Regions from separate parts of the Mus musculus genome. Here region 2 is linked to region 1. A link is a loop called in an ENCODE intact Hi-C map of the cell type or tissue named here. Cell type or tissue: heart. All regions are shown on one strand. Each heading gives the region's core, and the rest is flanking DNA. Links, peaks and the distances in the headings are about the cores only.

Evidence for each region. A loop is a pair of places that touch in the nucleus more often than their neighbours do. Peaks named below come from ENCODE experiments on the same cell type or tissue, not always from the same donor. Only the 100,000 strongest peaks of a DNase experiment are listed, where the experiment ranks them.
Region 2: a loop joins it to region 1, with 2.4 times the contacts of the local background. A loop is called at or near these places in 7 of 42 quality-filtered maps.

Annotation. Positions count from the first base shown.
Region 1 is chr4:151,845,815-151,857,148 of GRCm38, forward strand. All of the region lies in intron 1 of Camta1 (calmodulin binding transcription activator 1), which reads right to left. Gm42357 (a long non-coding RNA gene) reads left to right here. Exons shown (of 3, transcript XR_881602.3): 2 at 9,057-9,169. Among named protein-coding and RNA genes, the nearest start is that of Gm42357, 9.9 kb to the left of the region's middle. In heart, for the core only: CTCF peaks have their summits at 5,560, 7,612 (motif pointing left) and 8,358 (motif pointing left); no DNase peak of the experiment used is centred there; H3K27ac peaks cover 786 bases.
Region 2 is chr4:151,329,422-151,340,755 of GRCm38, forward strand. All of the region lies in intron 5 of Camta1 (calmodulin binding transcription activator 1), which reads right to left. Among named protein-coding and RNA genes, the nearest start is that of Gm45960, 110 kb to the left of the region's middle. In heart, for the core only: CTCF peaks have their summits at 1,785 (motif pointing right) and 6,117 (motif pointing right); no DNase peak of the experiment used is centred there; H3K27ac peaks cover 306 bases; H3K27me3 peaks cover 2,327 bases.

The DNA.
Region 1 (11,334 bases), core at 1,533-9,532:
TCAGTCACTGGGAGATACCCATGAAAACCACACTGAGAGTTAACTTCCCGTCTACAAGAACCAGGAGAAACAGCAAGGACAGACAGACAGTAGCAAGTGTTAGCTAGCAAGGGAGGAACTGGAACCCTCAGTCCTGCTGCTAGGAGCACACTCCAGAGCAGCCACATCGCACAAGAATCCAGGTTCTTTAATAACAGAGTAAGCTATAAAATAGCATTTCTATCTTAGGCACGGTAACCAAGAGGACACAGAACATCTTTGATGACACAACCTCAATGACTGGTGAATAGATACTTGGAATGTGGCAGACAGTTACAGGATTTGGCACCCCAAAAAGGGGTAAAGAGACATGAACTTCAGAGCATCATCAGTCACACAACACGATACCATAAATCCACAGCTATGAGGTGTCCAAACCAGCAAACCCATCAAGACAGGAAGCAGATTAGTAACTGCTCAAGTTAAGGGAAGAATGGGGGATGCCTCCTAAAACATACAAAATTTTATTTGTGCATTAATTGTACAAAATAATCCATTTCATTATGACATTTTCATACATTTTTGCAGTGTGATTTGATTTTAGCAGGTTTTCTTTCTGGAGTAATGAGAACGCTGTGGATTTGGAGACAGCTGCACAACTGTAACAAAAATGGTCACAGGGTATATGTGATGTATAAAATCTATCTTAATAATGCTATTTTTAAAAAAGAAATCAAGCTGTGGGTAGTGACACTTGTAATCCCAGCACGCTGGGAAGTAAAGGCAGAAGGACCAGAAGTTCAATGCCAGCCTCAGCTATATACACACAGACTTCTAGGTCAGCCTCAGCTCCGAGAGAGAGAGAGAGAGAGAGAGAGAGAGAGAGAGAGAGAGAGAGAGAGAGAGAGAGAGAGATATGACACACACAGAGAATCGATTCCTTTACCTCCTCCTTTGGTTGGGGAGAGCACAATGCTGAGCAATGCTCCCTGCACACTATCTACTCAAGGTCATCACTATGAAACACCGATTGCTAATCCCCTGTAGGTGTGGAAAGTTCGAAGGCTCTCCACCCTTTAGTCTTCCAAACAGTTCTTTCAAAGTCTTCAATGTACTTTCTATAATTCTATGAGAAATCATGAAGAAGAAGAAAAAGAGAGATCAGGGGACAGGAAGGAGAGGTGCCCAATGAGGTGCACACAAGTGGCCACAGGCACAAACACATCTGGGTTCCTCCTCCCATACCCATTCTCAGGGCACTGCCTTCCACTGTTTCTAGAATTTATATTTATTATCTTTAATTAGGTGCATATGTGTGTAGCTTATACAAATGAATGCAGTCACCTACAGATTGCCCAGAGCTGGAATGTGGGTACTGGGAACTGAACTCAAGCCCTCTGTAAGAGCAAAACCAGAAAGCACTCTTAACTACTGAGTCTTCTCTCTAGCCCATGTCTTCCAAGTTTACCTAAGGATGCAAAACTTCAACCACTAAGCTGATTGTCCATAACCAGGGGAAAGGAAATGAAGTCCACACAAAAATATGAACTATGAGACCTCAGCTGACAGTGACACCCATCCCCCAAAAAATGTCTGACATAGCTGGGAACGCCCACAAGGCAGAAAGCACACAAACCACCGTACCCTGGGCACCCACTTTACACAGTCAAAGCGCACGCTCTGGACAGTCACACATCCAGAAATGATTTATTTCTCATACACCAAGGACAGCTGACCAATACCTTCAGCCTCCCATCTGTAGCTACAATAAACATTTTCTATGACATTTGTTTGTTTGTGTGTGCACCTCTGTTGTGGAGGTTAGATAACTTCAGGAGTCAGTTCTCTCCTTTTACCATGTAGGTTCAAAGGATCAAACTCAGGTGGTCAGGCTTGGAGGCACAGTAAGCGGCACAGTATCATTTACACTACTTGATGGAGCCAGTTTAAGATGCCATGACCCCTGCTACAAAGGCACAATCTCTTCTCTGCTTAGCCCCTCTATGTCATCACTCATCTTAGCCCACCTCCACCAAGACAAAAACCTGGTGTTTGGACACAAAACAAGATTCAGTCCAACTCTGTCTTAATTTTCTGTACCTCCTGAGCCATCAAAGGTGAAGTCAGATAATGATGAGCACTAGAGTCAAGACATGCTCGAGCCATGACTGGTGGCCACAGCAGACAACAGCCGCATTTAACTTAAGCTAAGAAACGAAGAAGGCCTCCTTGCTAGAAAACTAATAGGCAACAGAAGAGAGAAGAGCTTTGGCATGGAAAATGGGATCCCAGCTCAGCCCAAGTGTCCCTAGAAAAAGCTTCTAGTGTAGATATACCAAGGGCAGTCCCAGAGTCTTGCTGCTTTACGGTGTCCCAGAAGCCTTAGTACTAGAACTGCCCCCACTGAACCTGGCCTATGTGGCCAGGCTCTTGCAACCCAAAATGCATTTATTCTTTCTGAAACAAGATTCCACTATGTAGAGCTAGTCTAGAAACACTCTGCAGACCTGGCTGACTAGCCCAGAATGAGACCTCACCATGGCCTTCTCTTCTGTCAGTGGTGCTACAACATACCCAATACACAATTTACTGTTGTAGTAATCTCTGAACACACAAGGTAGTGGCAGCACCCCATACTGTGCATTAAAACCATTCAGAAAGATCCTAAGTTTTTATTATTTTACTGAATCACCAGTTCTATCTCTGCTCCTTCATCAAATGAACCTCTGCAGGGCAGGCCTGGCAAAATATGCAGAAAACAGCATCGAGCAGGCACCGCAACTGAAGCACCAGAGCAGGTAACGATATGGCATAACTACAGAGGCCAGAGGAACAGACCAAGAGGACAGACGAGAGTCATCACGGTGTTTGCTCAGGCTGAGAGGCCATCTCAGTACCACACTTGCCATCAGAGGGCACCTGCACAAGCAGCAATGGCTTACACGTAGGATAATGTGACTGGTACAGAAAACACAAGTCTCTTCCCACCCAAAATGCCTGCAGTAAATTCTGGGCTCTAAATTTGGTCAAGTAATCGATGATCAATTTCTGGAGGACCCCTAGGAAGAAACACAAGTCCTTAAAAGCTCTGAGTGCCCACTCGCCACCCCTCGATGTTATAGCACAACAGCCTCCATCAATAAAATTAAATGAGCAAGAAACCGCCTCTGAAGCTGTGTCAAAGCAAAAGACTCAGCCAGCATATTTCCTAACAGCAGAGATGGGACAAGGCAAAGAATATTTACAGGAACACCAGGAACTTGAACTTCTCCTCCTGTATCGTTAAGTACAAAAGAAACTCAAAACATGAATTATGTTCAAAACGTCCCACAACGCACGACCTGGCACAGCCCAGGGATTGTGTCTAAGCAAAGATGCTATACTATTGACTGCAGCAGACCACAGCAACTCCCCAACCCACAACAAGTTTAATAGGAGAGTCTGTGTTTACTGAATTACTGGCAATCAATACATTTTAATAACGCTTATATTAATCAACTCCAAAAAACACAGCTAAATGAATATAAATACTATCTTGAACACACATGTCTGGGGTCAGCAAATAATACTTTTTCAACTGCAGTCATATATTTAAGTCTTTAAGTATTTAAGTCTACTTTCTAAAAGTATAAACCCTCATTCATACCTAAATAAAGGCTTTAAATCCACCACAGAGGATACCTAAGAAGACTGTTTCTGTATTGAAAATCTTCAGTAAAAACCTTAACAATTTTTTTTTAACTTTCTTTAGACAGAGGGGGCATTTCTATGTACAGCAAGCATAAAGGAGGTACCTCAGAGGCTATACTTCAAACTCCCCTGTCAAGGTGTAAGCCTACATATTTATTCTTGACCTGGTATAAGAACTTCAAAGGAAAAAAGAAGTCCCACAGAGCAGCCAGTATCAGCAAGGGAGCTGCAAAGTAAACTGCATCTATCCACCTTCACTCCCGTACCATCCTGAGGAAGAATGGGGAGAACTTTCAGAGGTCATTTCTAGGACAGCACTTTATCCATCTGAACAATCTCCTTACAATCATTACCAACTAACTCATGACACAGAGCTGAGGTCTGGGAAAGGCAAGATGGGGAGAGGAGCCAGAGTCAAAAATAACAAATGGATGCATGGGAATTGTCTGATAAGGACAAGAGATAAGGAGGCCAAAGAGAGAGGCTTCTACCTCTGGCCCCAAAAGTAGCATCAAAGTCAGGAGCACCCTGCTGGTGGAGCTCCTTAGTCCAAGGTCACCCCTCTACTAAGGGGAAGAAGCAGCCCTACCCAGGAACCACGGGGGCTTATTAGAAGTCAGCAGATTAGCTTATCACTGCTTGATTCAGGGAAGGAAAGGACAAGAATGCTGATGCCAAGAGACATCTCCAATATGTAAAACCTAATCATTGAAGCCCCCAACTTTTCAGACATCCTACGGAGGGACACAGTTTTGAAAATTACAAAGTCTTAACAAAGTAAACAGTCCCTTCTTGGGATCAGCAAGATGGCTTAGCCACCAAGCCTGACGGAACCTGAGGTTGATCCCTGAAATCCACATGGAGGAGAGAACAGACTCCTCTCACCTTCCTATGTCTCCCCTACCACATAATGTTAAATCATAACCAAAAACAAAACCTGGGGCTGAAGAGATGTCTCAACAGTTAAGAGCACACACTGTTCTTCCAGGACTCTATAGAGATCAGTTCCCGGCACCCATGTCAGTAGCTCACAACCACCATCCACCTCCAGGAAGTTCCAACACCTTCCTGGGACCTGCAAAGGCATGGTACTCACTCTCATTCACTCATGTACACACACATAATTAAAAGTATAATCATTGAAAACTAAATCCCCAGGGCTTGAGAAGATGCTCAGTGGCTCAGAGCACTGGCTGCTTTTCCAGAGGACCCAGGTTTGACTCCTAACACCCACATGGTATTCTCAATTCTCTGTAACTCAGTTCTAGGGAACCAATACTTCTGACACAGAGTGGTATACAACATACATCCAAGAAAAACACCAAAACACATGAATCAATTTTTTTAAATGTAAGAGCAAACTTTAAATATAATAAAAATGATTCCTGTCTTCAACATTACTAATAGTTGAGTGGTAGCTTCCACAAAGCCCTGCATCCTATACCCAGCCCTTCAAGGGGAAAACTTGTACCTACACAATGAATTTTTACATGTACTATATGTAAACACATACAGTCACATGCACATGTGAATACACAATGCCATAATTCTAAATATTTAAATAATTATCAAAACTATTTATCTCTTAGGAAAAATAACAACTGAAATGTGTGCCTTCAAATGCATATCCAGAAGCTAACTGCTTTCTTCCCCTTAGTACATGTACCAAAATAAAGAAACAAAAAAACAAAACCTAGCTCCCAGAGAAGTCACTCATCTGTTACCATCAGACCACTCAAAACATATAAAGTTCCATCATAAGGATATAAGGAAATGTATCTGAGATGTCACATGGCTTAAAATGCTGCCCCCAGGGTCTGGGAAAACAGCTTAATCAGTAAAGTGCTTTTGCACCCATGTAAAAACTGGGTGCACCAGCACATTTCCACCACTGGGGGGTTGACTCAGATGGATCCCTGGGGCTTTGTGGCCTGCCACTGTACGCAATTAGCTCCAGGCTGAATGTCTCAAAGAGCTGGAAGGCACCACACCAGAAGCTAACTTCTGGGCTCCCTGTGTAATCATTTTCATTTGTATGGTGGGGGAGACATGTGGAGGTCAGAGCAAAACTTGCCGAGGAGGTCAGTTCTCTTTCTACCATGTTTGGTAGAAAGTTTGGTGACAAGCCCTTATTCACTAAGCCATCTAGCTGGCCCCCAAAACAAAATATTGAACATAAAACTTTGTACCTTTCAGAGCTCTGTACCTCTAGAGGATCTCTAAAAAGCTGTGAGCTGTAAATAGGATTTACACATGAACACACAAAATGAAGCTTAGTATTAAAAAAATTCCAGAGTAAGATACATTGGCAAAGTCCTTAGTTCATCTCATAGTGAGTGCGCACGCACACACACATACACACACACACACAGTTTAAGAAAGAGGTATCAACTGCAATGACTATAGTTTTATCATCCACTCTAACCATGAACTGAGCTATAAATGGCACAGCCTAGAAGTAACATATGCTATTTTTAAATGTCCTTGCCAATTAAATAGTCAGAAAATCAGTAAAGCCCCCCCCCGCACCCCCCACAAGAAAGCAAGGAAAATTAACTTGTTTAGAGCTAACCATTCATCAAACATAGGCTTGAACAATGCCAGAAGCCAGACGCCCAGCCTCTGTGTTGGCCCTACAGAGAAAAATTCAAGTGAGAGTCCTTCAAGACTGTCTTCACTGGGTCAGATTTCAAACAGCAACCTCCCTGGAGGAGAAGCTCCATCCCATAGCTACATGAGGGTACAATCCAGAGAAATGAAATCTGACTCTAACTCGGGATGTTATGCCTTCCACAACAACAGTATATCAAAACCAGAAATGTTAAAACCATAAAATAATCAAGATATTTGAAATACTTCAAGAGTAACCAAATGCTCAGAGTAGCCCACATGCTCTGCAACAGCAGCAGATCTGAGCCCAGCCTGCCTCTGTGAAATGAAGCAGAATCCTCCAATTCAGCAAATGACACAATAAATATTCTCTGTAACAAAGGAAACATGGCATAGCACTCTAACCTTATAGCAAAAACACAAATTTTGTATCAATATGTTCACAACACAGCTCAACACAAAAATCAGAACCTAATTAAAACTACTGCTTTAGACCTCAAGCTGTCTGGCCAGCAACCTTGCCCAAACTGAATTGCTGCAGACCAACCAGCAGGAGCAACTACAGCATTATCTAACAACTGTAGTGCTTCATCTCTTGTTTTATCTTTCATGGTTGACTTATGAACTGACTGATGGCAAACTGATATGTGAATATGCCAATTCAAAAACACAAAGAAAAAAATGGAAGCACAAAATTCATGAATGAAAATGCTGACGTCATAGCTCAACTCTCAGAGCTGAAGGACACAAGAAAGTGTGCACCTGTCTTTAGGGATGTTAACTCAAAGTCACTTAGTGAAGAAAGGACGTAAGTCAGCCCCTCCTTGCTCAGAACGAATGAAGAAAGGTGAGGTAACAGAAAAACCTTTGCTAGCCCAGAAATGAGAAACAGGCAATGCATGAGGCACAAATCAGCACTGCTTGTGAATGGCCCAACTATTTCAGGTGGTTAGAGTTAATACTTGCACTTTATAAAGATTTAGGAGTGTGGGGATGTCCGGGGGTGGGGGTGGGGTCCATCATAAAACTGTTCTCCACTTGGGACTGAAGAAATGGCTTAGCAGTTGAAGAGAACGTGCTGTTCTTCTAGAAGACCAGAGTTGGGCTCCCAGCATCCACAATCAAGAGCTCACACAGAGTCACACAAAACACACAAATAATAAAATAAGCTGTTAAAAAAAAAAAAAAAAAAAAAAAAAACCTTTCTCCCAGGGCTGGAGAGATGATGGCTCAGCAGTTAAGAGCACTGACTGCTCTTCCAGAGGTCCTGAGTTCAATTCCCAGCAACCACATGGTGGCTCACAGCCATCTGTAATGGGATCCAATGCCCTCTTCTGGTGTGTCTGAAGATAGCTACAGTGTACTTATAAAATAAATCTTAAAAATTTAAAAAATAAATTAAAAAAAAAAACTAACACCTTTCTCCCACCATTGGCCTATACTTACAAAGAGCACACAACAGCAACAAGAATAGCTGGCTCTGCCACACTACACCTGATCATAAGTAATTCTAAACAAGCAGGTAAGACTCACAGGCCTCCAGAACAACTTGGATTTTTATATTAGGGAAAGGATACTTTTATGTTACAATGCAAGCAATCTATTAACACAAAGTTTTGATTCATTCAGAAGTATTAAAGCATCTAGGAGTAAGATTGTTCACAGTTTTCATCTTTTGGCAGAACACTAAGAATAAAGTTTAGACACAATTTTTTAAATCCTTCTATTCAAGACACTTAAGCCACAGTTGTTGATCCCTAAGGTTAAGATTATTACAATCTTAGAAACCATCAGTGGTCTCAGAGCCTTTGTGACCTCTCCCAACACAGGACTACAAGGACAGTCTCACTATCTGTGCTATGGTACAAATAACCATTTCCACAGCTTAAAATAGACATTCACCAAAATGGATTTTTTTTAATTTAAGCAATAAACAATTCTGCCAATAAACATTTTGAAAAGGAGATCTTATTAAGTTAAAATGCAAACACGCCAGTTTTATCTACAGATCTGGAATGCTGGCGATCACCTCAGCTTCCACCAGCACCTTTGATAGAACACCACTACCCCCTTGTGGATTCATAATAAAAATTCTTATCTTGAATCTAGTTTTGAAATGTTCCATTCTGCTAAACTTCCACCAAACTACAGTTTCTTCACTAAAAACTATTTTATCTCAAGTACTTTCTAAATGAAGGGAAGGAAAACACATTTTAGGCTCACCAAGGCCATCAACAACTTTGTGGTGAATAGCGAGTTGGCATTCCACTGTTCTGTCAGGCTGTCCCAATCGCTGATGGCTGATTTTATCACTTCACTTCCTAAGAATCTCTTATGATTCCCAAAAACCAAGAGGGGACATAGACCCTTCAGAAAGGGACTAAGATTTACAAAGACAGAAATCCCTGCCTTTACTCACATGCCTTCAGAAATAATTCTTGACAGTCTCAAGCAACCCTGATGAAAGAAAACTAAAATATATGTTTAAAAGCTAGAAACAAGGAGTGGAGGGGAGAGGATCAGTAGAATGAGCACCTCTAAACCAAAAATGGAGGCACATGTCTGTAACCCCGAACCTGGCTGGCAGGTAGAAGTTCAAGGTCATCCGCAAGCACATAGAGTAGTCAAGGCCAGCCGACCAACATGAAGGGACAAAGATGGTGATAGAAAGGAAGAGTGCGTCTGGAAGCATCTGCACATAGCTCTGCCATCACACACACAAGTCTCACTGATGCAAGTTACACAGGATCACATATCTGGCTTCTCCATCCCAACAGATTCTAGGTTTAACAAGTGTCCAGTGACGTGGCCAAAGAGTCGTGGTGGCCTGCACTTTCATGGAAGTCACCACACAATTCTCAAACATATTCAGAACTCCTGAGAGGACACAGTAAGTAACCATTGCCTGTATTTCTTCAAACTACTAAGTAGGAATAAAAAGGAAAAAATAAGCTGCTTGGCAGGTGTTACCTTGTAGTAACTGATAAGGAAAAATGGAAGAGAGACTCTCAGAAAGGATGCAAAATGCCCCTTAGAATACATACCAAAGGTACCAACTGTGGCCCAGCCCAAGCTAGTGACTAAACTCACAAGAGTCATCAGAACTAGCCTTCAGGATGGCCTGCTGCCTTGTTGGAGATTATTTCGCTACATTTACTGTTTCTGTATTTAGGGGAGGAGTTAAAGAGGTGTTTCGGTTGGCATGAGGAAGCACAGCATAACAGCATAACGTGACTTACTTTGTCTCCAAGGACTGCCATGCTTGGCATTTCTTTCAAAGCACGGCACTGTGCATGCAAAGCTACCCTGCAGAAAGCAGAGGGAAGAAGACAGTCCAGGCCAACACCTCCTTCAAAGTCACCCTTTGCTAACAGTTTCAGGAAGGGACATCTCATGACTTGAAAGGCCCAGCTAAATCTAAAGGGGGGAAAAAGTTACTGCACTTTTCCAAAATAGCAAAGGACTTACGCACTTTAAAAAACATGCAACCACATCAGAAAATGAGCAGACCAATGGAATGAACACCTAAGAGCCCGTAAAACTAAAGATACCTCGGTCCTTCCATCTTTATGCTATGTCAACCATCTGAAAAATTAAGAGCATTCCTCTGAGTGAGTGAGTGAGCGAGCGAGCGAGTGAGCAAGTGAGTGTGAGTGTGTGTGTGTGAAAGAGAGAGTTGAGTTTGAGAGTGGGTGTGTGGATGTGGGTGTGAAAAAGAGAGTATGAGTGAGAGAGAATGGGTGTGGGGGTGTGTAAAGTGGGATTAATGTGACTGGCTGGGCCTCTCTGCACTGGAGTGTGTAGTATTTCTTTTTAAATCAAGAATAATGAGATTTTAAAAATGTTCAAGAAACATTACCAGTTTTTACAGGAGACCATAGATAGCATTCTACAAGTTATGATGCTCTAGTCAGAGAAAGAGAACATGAACATAGTGTCTAAACACACTGATGGACAACATTTACTATGGAGAGTAGTACAGGCTGTGCTCATTGTATATGCACCTTCTCATGTATGACAAATACTACAGGGTGGCTGACCACCCCATCTTCTAACGACAATTCTAACACTCACAGGACAACTGAGTACTACACTCATGATGGCATTTAAAAGAAAATATGACTGTGTCTGAACAATTTTGTCCCTAAACCTGAGTAAAACATAGGGAGGGAAGGAGGGAGGGAGGGAAGAAGGAAGGGAGAGAGAGAGGAATGGAGGGAAGGGGGAAGGGAACTAGGCACCCCTTCCTAAAGCAAGATGGACAAAGACTCAGAACCAGAACACCCCTACCCTCACTACATACATCAGCCTGCACCACAGCACAAGGCGAGGCAGAGGATTGTTAACTGTACCTGAAGAATCGCACTGCAATCAAACCAGAGAGAGAGAGAGAGAGAGAAGCCAGAGAAATGCAGCAAAAACAAATCCCCAAAATCCTACAGGGGGAGGCTCGCAAACCTGAAGGACCAGCATTTCACTAGGACTCCAATTAGAAATGCCACTGTCCCCTCGCTGGGACAGTGATCCCATGCCACCTACCTATCCAACAGGTAGAGAAGGAAAAGGAGATAGAGCCTGAGTTACTCAGAATAAGCCAAGTCTGATGGTTCTGTAAGACACACAGTATTGAAGACCACCCACAGGACAAAAATGCAAAAGATACATTGTCAACCTGCCACCACAAAACAAACAACCAGGGGACAAAGGAGACAGCCACCCATAGACTAAGGGTTTCCACAGGAGTGAAGGCTACAGGACGAGCTTCTACCAGTCACTGTGGAGAGGAAACCTGGCTTCAGAGACGAAGAGAAGGAGCACACTTCAGGTTAACTCTGACCAGCGTCAACACTGCGACGTATACCTCACCTGGACTCAAAACAATCAGGCTTTATCAAAATAGAAAAGAAAAATATAAATGTCAGTACTATTAAACAGCATAAAGAATTAAAAGACACATGATAAACTAGTGAGTATACCTGGCTCTGGCCTTGGAGTGGTGGCCACACTTAAACATTAGATTTAGATAACTCAACAGCAAAACACGAGTCGTTTTGC
Region 2 (11,334 bases), core at 1,553-9,552, 520 kb before region 1:
TGGACCACACTGCTGAAAGAAAATGGAAATATATGCCTATCAGGTTTCCTTCTACCAAGAGCTCACTGCACACCCCCTGAGCATGCAGGACCCTATTACACACCCCTGAGTGTACAAGACACTATTGTACACTCCCTTAGCATGCAAGAGTCTGCCTCACCTACTCTGAGCATGCAAGACCCTAATGCACACCCCCTGAGCATGCAAGATCCTGCTTCATCCACCATGAGCATGCAAGAATCTGCTGCAATACCCTGAGCGTGAAAGACCCTACCTTATATCCTTTGAACATACAAGACCCTACTGCATAGCCCCTGAAATACATGAGCCTACTGCATAGCCTCTGAGCATACAAGACTCTACTGCATACCCGCTGAACACACAAGACCCTACTGCATACCCCCTGAACACACAAGACCCTACTGCATACCCCTGAACATGCAAGATCCTGCTTCACCCATCTTAAGCATGCAAGACCCTACTGTACAACTCATAAACATTCAAGACCCTACTTTACACTCCCTGAGCATGCAAAACTGTCCTGTACACCCCTGAGCATGCAGAGAAATCCTCTGTTGAAAGTTGTCACCTGGTACTGTACTGTTAAGCAGTCCATGACCCTCCTGCAGCCTTAAGGAGGAGGTGCCATTGGGCAATTCTTGAAGGATGGATAGTTCACTTGACTAATAGAGACCCTAAGAGCCCTCTCAAAGTGTTTGCCTGTCTATCCTTGTGCCTACTCTACCTTTAGATCATGTGATGGTTTGTATTTGCTCTGCTTAGGGAGTGGCACTATTAGAAGGTGTGGTCTTGTTGGAGTAGGCGTGGCACTGTGGATGTGGGCTTATCCTAGCTGCCTGGAAGTCAGTATTCTGCTAGCAGTCTTCAGATGAAGATGTTGAACTCTCAGCTACTCCTGCACCATGTCTGCCTGGATGCTGCCATGTTCCTGACGTGATGAATATGGGCTGAACCTCTGAACCTATAAGCCAGCCCCAATTAAATGTTGTCCTTATAAGAATTGCCTTGGTCATGGTGTCTCTTCACAGCAGTAAAACCCTAACTGAGACAGTACTCTACCTTAAGATCACTTTCCTCTATGACACATACCAATGAACGAATGAATGACGAATGAATGAACGAATGAATGTAGAACACATATAGAATCTCAGAAGCACCAGACAGCTGGTTCTATGACGTTTTTCAAGTTAACTCACAGTTAACTCACCTTGCCCCTAGGAGATGGACAAGAGATGTAGTAGCCCATTTTGCTGATAAAGAAACTGAGGCAGAGTAAGTATTTTGGTGACTGGAAGATTTATATTCATTGACAAAAGCTACTGTGGCTAAAAATGCCCAGGTGTTCCCATCTCACTGAAAGGAAAAGGCGGCGGGGGTGGAGTGGGGGTGGGGGGGGAGGGGACCTGAGGCAGACTTCCAGATGATTGTCAACAGAACGTGCCCATCTGGGTGTATGCAAGCAGGCGTGCCCACACCACTCAGGCTGCTGTAGCTGGGGCTGAGAGCAGCCTTGCCCTGGCTCTCTCTCCAGACCCCACGCGAGTCCCTTTCTCAAGATCCTGATTTGTAGTTATCATCCCTGAGGTGGTCAACCCCTGAAAAACACACTTCCTCAAATCCGGGTTCCGAGGAGTATACTGTGGGCTCAGACATGAATATATCCAAAGTCTACACAGGGCCCTGCACGGGCACGGGTCCTCCCTTCTGACCATTTCACAGCGACTAGTCCTCACAGTGGCCAACAGGGGGCGCTGAAGATACAACTGAACTAGTTTTAGTTTCCAGATGGGGAAACTGAGGACATTGGCATATCCTGCCAATGTCGGGAAGCTCGGAGCCTATAGGGAGACCATGCTCTAGAGAGTAGGAACCTGGAGTTAGACAGGCAGAGCATTAAAGCCTACCAACCACACATATTTTATTTCTATGATCTCTGTGTGTATGTACGTGTGTGCTCATGCCCATGTGCGTGTGTGCTACAGGGCCTTGTGATTTCTAGGTTTTGATGGCAAAGCAGGGAAGGGGCTGGGAAGGTCCACAGGGGTCCTAGGATCTCAGACTCGTTTTCCTTGGGTCACATCCAAAAGCTGTCTGGATTCTATCGTAATCGCTCATCCCTTCACCCTTCAGACATATTTACACAGTCTGACAACAGACCACGAATCTCTTCGAACTGGCCCCTCCTTATGAAGTTCACACGGCTGGCTGCTGTTAAGGGTGGCTTCGGTCCTCTCCATCAGCACGGAAGAGAGAAGTGTTCCCTTCCAGTGGGCATTGTGTTTGTCATTTAATTAATTAAACTTAATTCTAGTTCTTTTTTTTTTTTAAGATTTATTTATTGGTTATATGTAAGTACACTGTAGCTGTCTTCAGACACTCCAGAAGAGGGAGTCAGATCTCGTTACGGATGGTTGTGAGCCACCATGTGGTTGCTGGGATTTGAACTCCGGACCTTCGGAAGAGCAGTCAGGTGCTCTTACCCACTGAGCCATCTCACCAGCCCAAACAGACATTTTCCTATAGTCAGAGGACTGCTTCCGTGGATGGAAGATGGTAGCCATTCACAGTGGTGGTGTATCCTAGACAGGCAGAGGGCTCCAGTGGGCCTCCTGAACAATGGCATTGGGTGTCAGGCTGGGTCACACCCAGGCACTGTGTTCAAGGAGTGTCTGAGCCCTTACGCTAGTGCACAGAGCCTGGGGAAGCTTTGAAATGTCTAAAAAAACCTACCCCAGGCACTGCCCTGCCCCCTGCCAAATGCAGCTGGGTGATTTTGCCAGTGAAGGAGGTGGGGGTCTATTCTGAGTCAGCTGCTGTCTCGTTATCCCAAGGAACAGAGCAGACAGCTGCCTGGGATCCAGGCCGACTGTGATGAGAGTATTGTGCACCACGGAATCTACGCGGCTCTGCAAAGAGATACTCAAAGGCGTGCACATACTCGTGAGCACACACACCTGCTATGCACACTAGAGACTCACGAGTCTTCCAGGGATCTTGGGAAAATGTCCTTCACGTGTAGTATGCGACACCACCGGCAGAGCATGTCAGGTTCCCACGGCCTGGGGTCTCAGTGGTACTTGCATTTTGATGTCGTGAGGGGCTTGCAGCCTCCTGGGCTATGTGCACAGCAGCCATGTTTGATACAGACACGTCACTGTGTGGTCCGTGCTCAAGGACTCTCCAGTCAGGAGATCTACACCGCGAGCTGTGATGGACATGCTCTGCAGTCCATAGTTGCTGGCCATGAATATTCATCAGGGTCTTCCTGAAGGTGTTGCTGAATCAGGGATTGTGAGCCAGAAAGCTTACCCACAATGCCATGCAGCAGGCTCTGAGCCCTGTGAAGACTCCTGACCACTGTCGGGGTTCTGACCATCTAAGTGCTTAGGCCACCTTGCTGAAGCAGCCTTGACACTGCTCAGCCACGGGGAGTTCACTCGCCACAGGTTTTCTCAGGGTCACTTTCCCTGGCTGTGGCTCTCCCTCTTCCCACAGGTTTTCTATTTTCTGACAGGCTGCCTTGGAGCAAGCGACTCCCAACTTTCCACTCCCAGTTCTGTCTTATGGTGGCTCCCAGTGTAACCGTGCATCTAGGGCGCACACCTTTAGGCACGTGTTTAAGGATGCTTCCAGAGAGATTTAACTGAGGAGGGAGGGCCCACTCTGAATGTGGGGGGCAGCACCCCAGAGACTGGGACCCCAGAAGGATTAAGAAGGGGGCTGGGCACAGCACTCCTCTCCTGTCTTCCAATGGGTGTGACCAGCTGCCTAGCTCCTGGCACCCTGCCTTCCCTGCACAATGGATGCTACTTTCTGAAACTGTGAGCTGAATAACCCCTCTGTCCCTAAACCACTTTTGCCAGGTATTTTGTTAGGGCCTAGCTCAACTTTAAACCAACTGCCATTTGACCTGAATGCTTTTCTGCAAGGAGGAGAGACTATGAGGTCAAGATCCCCTGTTCTTTGAACCACCAAGCTTCCAGTCACCATCCCTTAAAAGCTCATTGCCTCAAGGCAGTGGCTGACCACCAATAGACCTGGCACACTGGGTTCATCATGCTCCATGGCTTACGTGGCCTGTGCCCCTCAAACAGGTCCAGGCCTTGGCTCTCAGGCCAACAGAGAAGGCCCATAAGCTCTAAACGCATTTGACAATTTATCTGAGAGGAGAAGAACTTGGAACCCCAGGTGGGGAGTTTGCTCTTTCCCCTTAGAGATTTTTTTTCATAAACGCTAAGTAGGTGCTGGTGGGATGGCTTGTGGATAATGGTGCTTGCCATCAAGACTGACAACCTGAGTTTGATCCCTGGAACCCACATGGTAGAAAGAAAGAGCCAATCCTTCTGAGTTGTCATCTGAACTCCACATGAACTTCATGGCATGCACGCATACATTCTTACATACATACATACATACATACATACATACATACATACATACTACTTTGAAAGACAAAAAGCATTAGGTATCAAAACTCCTATACCTTGGACAAAATGCTTAGCCTCTGTAAGAACTTGCTTGTGGCATGTGATATATGTGTGTGTCATGCACATGATATATATGTGTATGTGTGATGTCTGTGCATGCATGCTGTATGTATGTGTATAGTATGTGTGGTATATGTGTGTGTAGTATCTATGTGTGCACAGTATGAAGATGTATAGTATGTGGTATGGGTTCTTTGTGTGTGTTTGTGTTATCTGTATGTGCATTATGTATCTGTATTATGGTATGTGCATGTGATATGTATGTATGTATATGGTATTTGTGCATGTGTGTGACATGTTTGTGTGTGAATGGTGTGTATGTGTAGTATTTGTGTGTGACATATATGTGTGTTTATGTGTATAGTATAGTGTATATACATGTGCATGGTGTGTATGTCTATAGTATGTGTATGTGTGCCAGTGGATGGTGTGTATATGTATTGTACTTGTGTGTGATGTGTGCTGTATATATGTGTATAGTGTGTGATGTATATATGGTATGTACATGTATAGCATGTGCACGTGTTTCATGTGTGTGTGGTGTATATGTGCACAGTGTGTTCACATATGTGGTATGTATGTATATAGTGCAGAGAAGTCAGCCTCCAGCATACATGTGTGGTGTGTCTGCAGTATGTATGTGTATAGCATACATATGTGTGTATGTGCAAGCGTGTGCATTCCTCTGTGTGTGTGTGTTGGCCATGAGCACTTTACCACGACAGAGACAAAACAAAGGCTATTGTGAGGGCATTTCCCAGGAGCACACTAAAAGAGTCTTGTCCGCATCCTGGCTGCACCTCTGGGCTGGACACTCGACCTCCATGGTAGCTTCTGTTCTCCACTCCCCTCCCCACCCCCAATCTCAGAACAGCACTTTGAGTTCCCTAAAGTGGAAACTATGCCCTAACACAACCCCCTTCCCTGCCGTTGTCTGGACTTGGTGCTCCTGTTAGGGGTGCTGGAGCCATGGTCACCAGACTTCCACATGCCTTTCCTTGCCGCTGCCTGAGGACTTGATGGGGTCCTTCCCATCCCCCATCCTCCAGCAACCTAGAGACTTACGATTTCTCCCAAAGTCTCTTGGGAGAGCAGGCATTGAGCCTACACGGCTGCGAAACCCCAGCGTTGCCCGTAGTGGGTGCCCGTGTTCCTATAGTCTAACCTCTTCCTGTGCTCTACCAGCCTCTCTGGAACCTGAGCTGAAGTTCAAAGGGCACAACTCACTACTCACCGTCAGCAGCAAAAGCTTCCAAGGTCCCTCTCGTCCCACCACGCAGCTCTGTACAGAACAGTAGCCCTGCCTGGCCCTCAACTGCTGGGACGGTGCTGCCCCAGCCAGCAGCATTCCTCCCTCAACCGAGCCAGGCTGGCGCTGCCTCAAGGGCGCTGAGCTAGCCTCGAGTGCGTTCACAGAAACCTACCACTCACCCACAAGGGTCGCTTGGTGCCACCCTCATTTACAGGTTAGCACACGAAGGAAGCTCGGGCAGAAAAAACTGACATCCAAGGCCAATGGACTGTCACCCAAACGGGATATCCTGCTGCAGCAGAAAAGGGGATCTCAGATGCAGTCTATGGAGGCAGTACCTCCCAGTGACCTGCAGGGGGCAGGGCAGAGGCGCCAGCAGGGAGGCAAGCCTTCAGCCCAGACTCACCCCGCACAAACACAAGGACCTGAGGTATACTGCTCAACGCCACTGCCACTCACTTTCCTGATATTTTTTATTCCAGCTCAACTGTAAAAGTAATGGATAATCTACTGTTACACTAAAAAGACCTTTATTTTACGCTGGTCATTAACTGGAGGCTTCCCGGTGCAGATTGGTTCTATTAGAGACTTGAAATTGCTTATATCAATTTCCTTGTTCGGCAAAGACTTTCTTAAAGTGTGTTATAAGTAGTTTTCCCATTGCCCCAAAGGAAAGGGCTCAGCTGGGCTTCTTGCAGGGGACCCTCAGCCAGACTCTAGAAATAGCATTGAATACTGAAGACAGTCCCCAAGAAGCTGGCAGCTGAGAGGTCCCTGCCTAATGGACAACAGCAAGAATACAACCTTCTGTCTCCAGCTCTGTGTTGATGGAGGCAGAAAGACTGCATTCCAGAGATGTATACAGATAGAGAAGTTTGTGCTGTGGACGCTGTCTTTCTGGGGATACCAGAGGGTCAGCACAGCAAAGGAACACCAAAAGCCAGTGTCTAAGTACATGTTCTGTAAGAAGGGTATGGGGGTGAGCTCTCAGAGATAGCAAAAAGGACCAGATCTGCACAGGAAAGGGAGGGCAAAGGGCATTTCAGGGGTGGGGTGAAGAGTGGACAGTGTGGATACCACATTGAGACTGGTGACTCACCATTCAAACATGAGGACCTGAGTTCAAATCCCCAATATCCACATGACATAAGTGCCTGTAATCCCATCATCCCTAGAGGTGGACACAGGAGACTTCCTGGAAATTTGAGAGTCAGCTACCCGGATGTACAACAGCAGCAAATGACAAAAGAGAGACTTGTCTCTGAAGGTAGAAAGCAAGGACTGACTCCCAGGGTTGTCCTCTGACCCACAAATCCACACTGTGGCATGTGCACACTTGCACACATGAACACACAAAAGGTTAAAACAATATTGCATTCGAAGCATGGTCCAACAACCACGCATTAGTGATGAGAGACTAAGAGCCAAGGTCACCGTGGCAGACCGCTAAACAATGGTTACGTAAGGACGAGGGAGAGTGACAGGTGAACTGTACCAAACTAGAAACGGCAAGCACATTTGCCCTCTGCCTCAGCGATCCCATTTCTGGAATGCGTCCCGCGTCTGTACTTGTGCAAGCAGCAAGTGATGTATGCACGGGCGCACTCCACATATAGTATTTCTCATAGAAAAAAACCAACAGCAGTGAGTTATGGCGCTGTGAGTTTGGAAAAAGTAAAATCAGAGGAGGTAGCAAAAAAGTTCCCTGCAACAGTGGCAGACACTCTCTGGAGTAGCTCATTAAATCCAAAAAATATGACACAGCTCTGAGCAAACGGATGGGACGTGTGCAGAGGCGCCAGTGCACTGCCATGTGCATCAGTACAGAGAAACACCGGCCGCGGCAAGAAAGCCGGTGCAAGCGAGCGAGCGCTCAGTGGACACCTCTTTCATTTTAGTACCTCTTTGATTTTGAGCCACATGAGCACATTAACATAGGCAGGAGGATGGCCGTTCAGAAATGTCCGTGCGTACCTCTCTGGAACACACAACTCAATGTCATTCGTGGCAGAAGGGACTGTGCAGCTGGGTTGGGATTGGGGCCCTGAGCCAGAAGGTTACTCAGATGGGACACTGCAGAGGCTGGCAGTTCTAGAAGCGGAGCCCCTTCTCTGGCTGTGGTCAGAGGGGGCGTGCAGCTGAGATGAGAGGAAGGTCAGAGAAAGGCAGAGTTGTGGCTTTGAATACAGGTGGTTGTGTGCCAAGAGATGCCCCAAAGCCAGAGACTGGAGGGAAATAGGGTCTCTCCCGAAGCCTCCTGTAGGAGCCTGCAGGATGAACTGTGATTGTCAGGAGACAAAGCCCTGGGCATGTCTATGTAGGGGGTTGGGGTTGGGGTGGGACTGGGACTGGGTTTGACTTCAGATGTTCAGAACTGTAAGATGCTAGGATCAGTGTTACTGTTAGCCACTAAATTATCGCTACACAAGTCACAAATAGCAAGTATGTTCTTTTTGTTGTTGTTTTAAGAAAAAGAAAAGCCAGGAAAGCACGCGTGGAACACGTTTGCTTCTCTCTCACATGTGACTGGGTCACGGCAAGAAGCCCAGCGGGGGGCGTGGCTGTTTGCATCTGCTTTCCAAACACTACAGGGGGCGGGGCAGCCCAGAGTCAGGGGCCTGACGCCCTCCTAGGAGCTTCCCCTTATGGGGAAGGTCCTTTAGAGCAGTCCATCCTGGAACTGCTCTGATTGCCTTCGGAGCATTGGACAAGGTGCTTGTTCCTCCTCCTTCAGAAGGCGGTAGCTGAAGCAGTGTCCTTGCTGGAGGCCAGCTTGCTCCCCTTTGCTAACCTGGGTGCCTGGCCAAGTGATTCACAGAGAAGAGCCAGAGTATGAGGTCAAGCCCCACCTGTGCGACTTTGGGGGGGGCACCAAGCACACAGAGGTCGTATTTGTGAAATTCAGAGACTCCCCACCTGTGTGTTTAGGGAGGGAGCACTTAGGGCTTTCAGGGTCCCCTCGGAAGCCAGAGTCGAGGGACACCTCCAGTGACACTGTTGGCCATTATGTAATAAGCCAGCATCCGCGTGGCCCTGTGGCAAGGGGGAGTTACTGAACAGCAGAGGGGCCGGTACGGCTGGCAGGAGGCAACTCCAACCTCTCCCCCCCCACAGAGGATCAGCCCAGGCTATCATCTCAGGCTGAGCTGGACCATGGTCATGTCCTTGTCTTCAGACAGCCACCATGGGCAGAACTTGTAAGGTTCTGTTGGCAGGACCCCCATTACATTCCCAAATCCTCCTGTCCCTAGGACTCCCTCACATCCCCTGACCAGTTCATGTGCTTCCTTGAAAGCCCAGAGTCACCTCCTCTGGGAAGCCCTCCCTGGTTTTCTTGTCTTCACTACATACTTTGGGAGCCATCTCTCCTTCTCCACCAAGTGTTACTGTTATTTCTGTGTCTTCTTCCCTCACTGAGCTGTGAGCTTCTTATTTTCCCCAAATTCCTAGCAGAGTCCCTGGCATATAACACTCACTCATTCATTCATTCATTCATTCATTCATTCATTCGTTCGTTCGTTCATTCACCCATTCATTTACCCACTCATTCATTTATTCATCCATATGTTCATTTATTCATTCACTCATTTGCTCGTTCATTCATTCATTCACTCATCAGATACTCTAAGCACCTTTTGTGCCGGGGCCTTTTTAAGTGTAAGAATAAAACATAGAGATTGTCGGTTCTAGAAAATGCTTGGAGACATTTCCTACCAGTGGAGTCTGGCAGGAACTCTGAGGGCAGACCACTCTAAGGTTTCTGTGATGTGTTTTGCCCTTTGATTCTTTTCTAGTTTTGAATTAATGCTTGTGTCCCCGACTCTCCATCAGCGTTTGATCACCCCTCTTCATACTATAGCCCACTGGCCTGGCCCGATTTGTGCTTGCTGCAGACCTGACTAACTGCAGACCTGAGGCCAGGAGGGGGAGGGAGAGCGAGAGACCTGGAGGGAGCTACTGTGTGACTTGGCTCTGTCCCCACAAAGGCATCTGATGGGTCCCGTGTCTGCCACAGAGTAAATCAGAGTTCCTTGTTCTCTCTAGTTTAGAATATGGGACAACCAACCAACCCCCATAAGGACAGGGTGGCAATGGCCTGAGAGACCGACAGGTTCCCTGTGGCAGCTGTGTGCGCACACAGACAAAGCTCAGGCTGGTTCCAGTGGGTAGAAGAGAAAGTTGGGGTTGGAGGAAGGAAACAAGCCAAGCCTGGGTCTGAGGAGACACTGTGTATATGTGTGTGTGTGTGTGTGTGTGTGGCGGGGGGCAGCCCGCTGGGTTAATGCCTCCTGACTCATCTTCTGCCCACTCCCCTGCATCTACTTCTCCCACGAGCAGATCATAACAGCGCCTGGATTGGACAGCGGTGCCTCTTCAAGCTTCAGCTATTCCAGCAGGAGCTCGAGGCCTGTGCAGCCCTTGTCACCAGCTCCAGTGTTCCTAGACTGAGAAGAGAGCAGGTGACTCAGTTCTCATTTCAGGGAGAGGAAAACTACAGAGCTAGTGACTCACTCCTTCAAGGTGACTCAGAGTCTGTCTGGGACTGTAGCCCAGTGACCTAGTTCCCAGAACGCACTCTGGAGACCAAGGACATAGTTCCAGGGTGAGCAGGGAGGGAGCAGGCAGCAGGAATGGGGCACCCTAATCTCAGAACTCAGGTCCTTGTACAAGAGCAAGAAGCAATTGCCTTCTGAGGAGCATCCATGCGCCGCTGGGGGGGTGGGGTGGGGGTTGTGACAGCATCACAGCCTGAAAAGAATGTTCAGATGTAATCTAACAAGATGCGGGCAGGATCCGTGTTCTGGAAACTGTGAAGGGCTGATGAAAGAGATCAGAGACCAGGAAGGAGAGCCAGGCACCGGGCTGACTTATGGGAGCCTGGGTAGCCACGAGCTGTCAGCACCCGTGAGCATCCCCCAGATCAGACAGTCTATAGACACAATGCAGTTCTGATCAGAATCCCAGCAGGACATGCTTTCTGTAGGAATTAACAAATGAATTTTTAAATTTACCCAGAAAGGCAAAGGAGGGAGACTTGCCAAAACAATTAGGACAAAGAATGAAGCTGCGAGACACACCCTACCTGGTTTTTCGGAATCAAGCTACAGTAATCAAGACAATGTGCACCTGGCAAAGAGACAGATACCAATAAAGGAGGCCTGAAATAGAACCTCACCCATACAGTCAATCGATTTTCAATGCGAGTGCAGAGGCAACTCTGTGGACAGAAGACGGTCACTTCAGTTCATACTGCTTGAGAAATTGGATATCCACATTAAGGAGAGAGAGAAAAAAAATCCTCAATTGATACTCACACCATAAGCAAATACAATCGTTAGGCAAGTCACAGATAGACTTAAAACTGTACACTAGCAAAAAACCACATAGAACTTTTGTGTTCTGGCTGAAGCAACCCTTGTTTTGATATTGGCCAGTCACAAACAAAAACAGAAAAGCCCCAACCACCACCACCCACCACTACCACCACTACCCCACCACCACCAAAGCATTGAGAAACTTGACCTTATTGAATTAAGGTCACCTGTCCTATGAGACACATTGCAGATGAGTGTG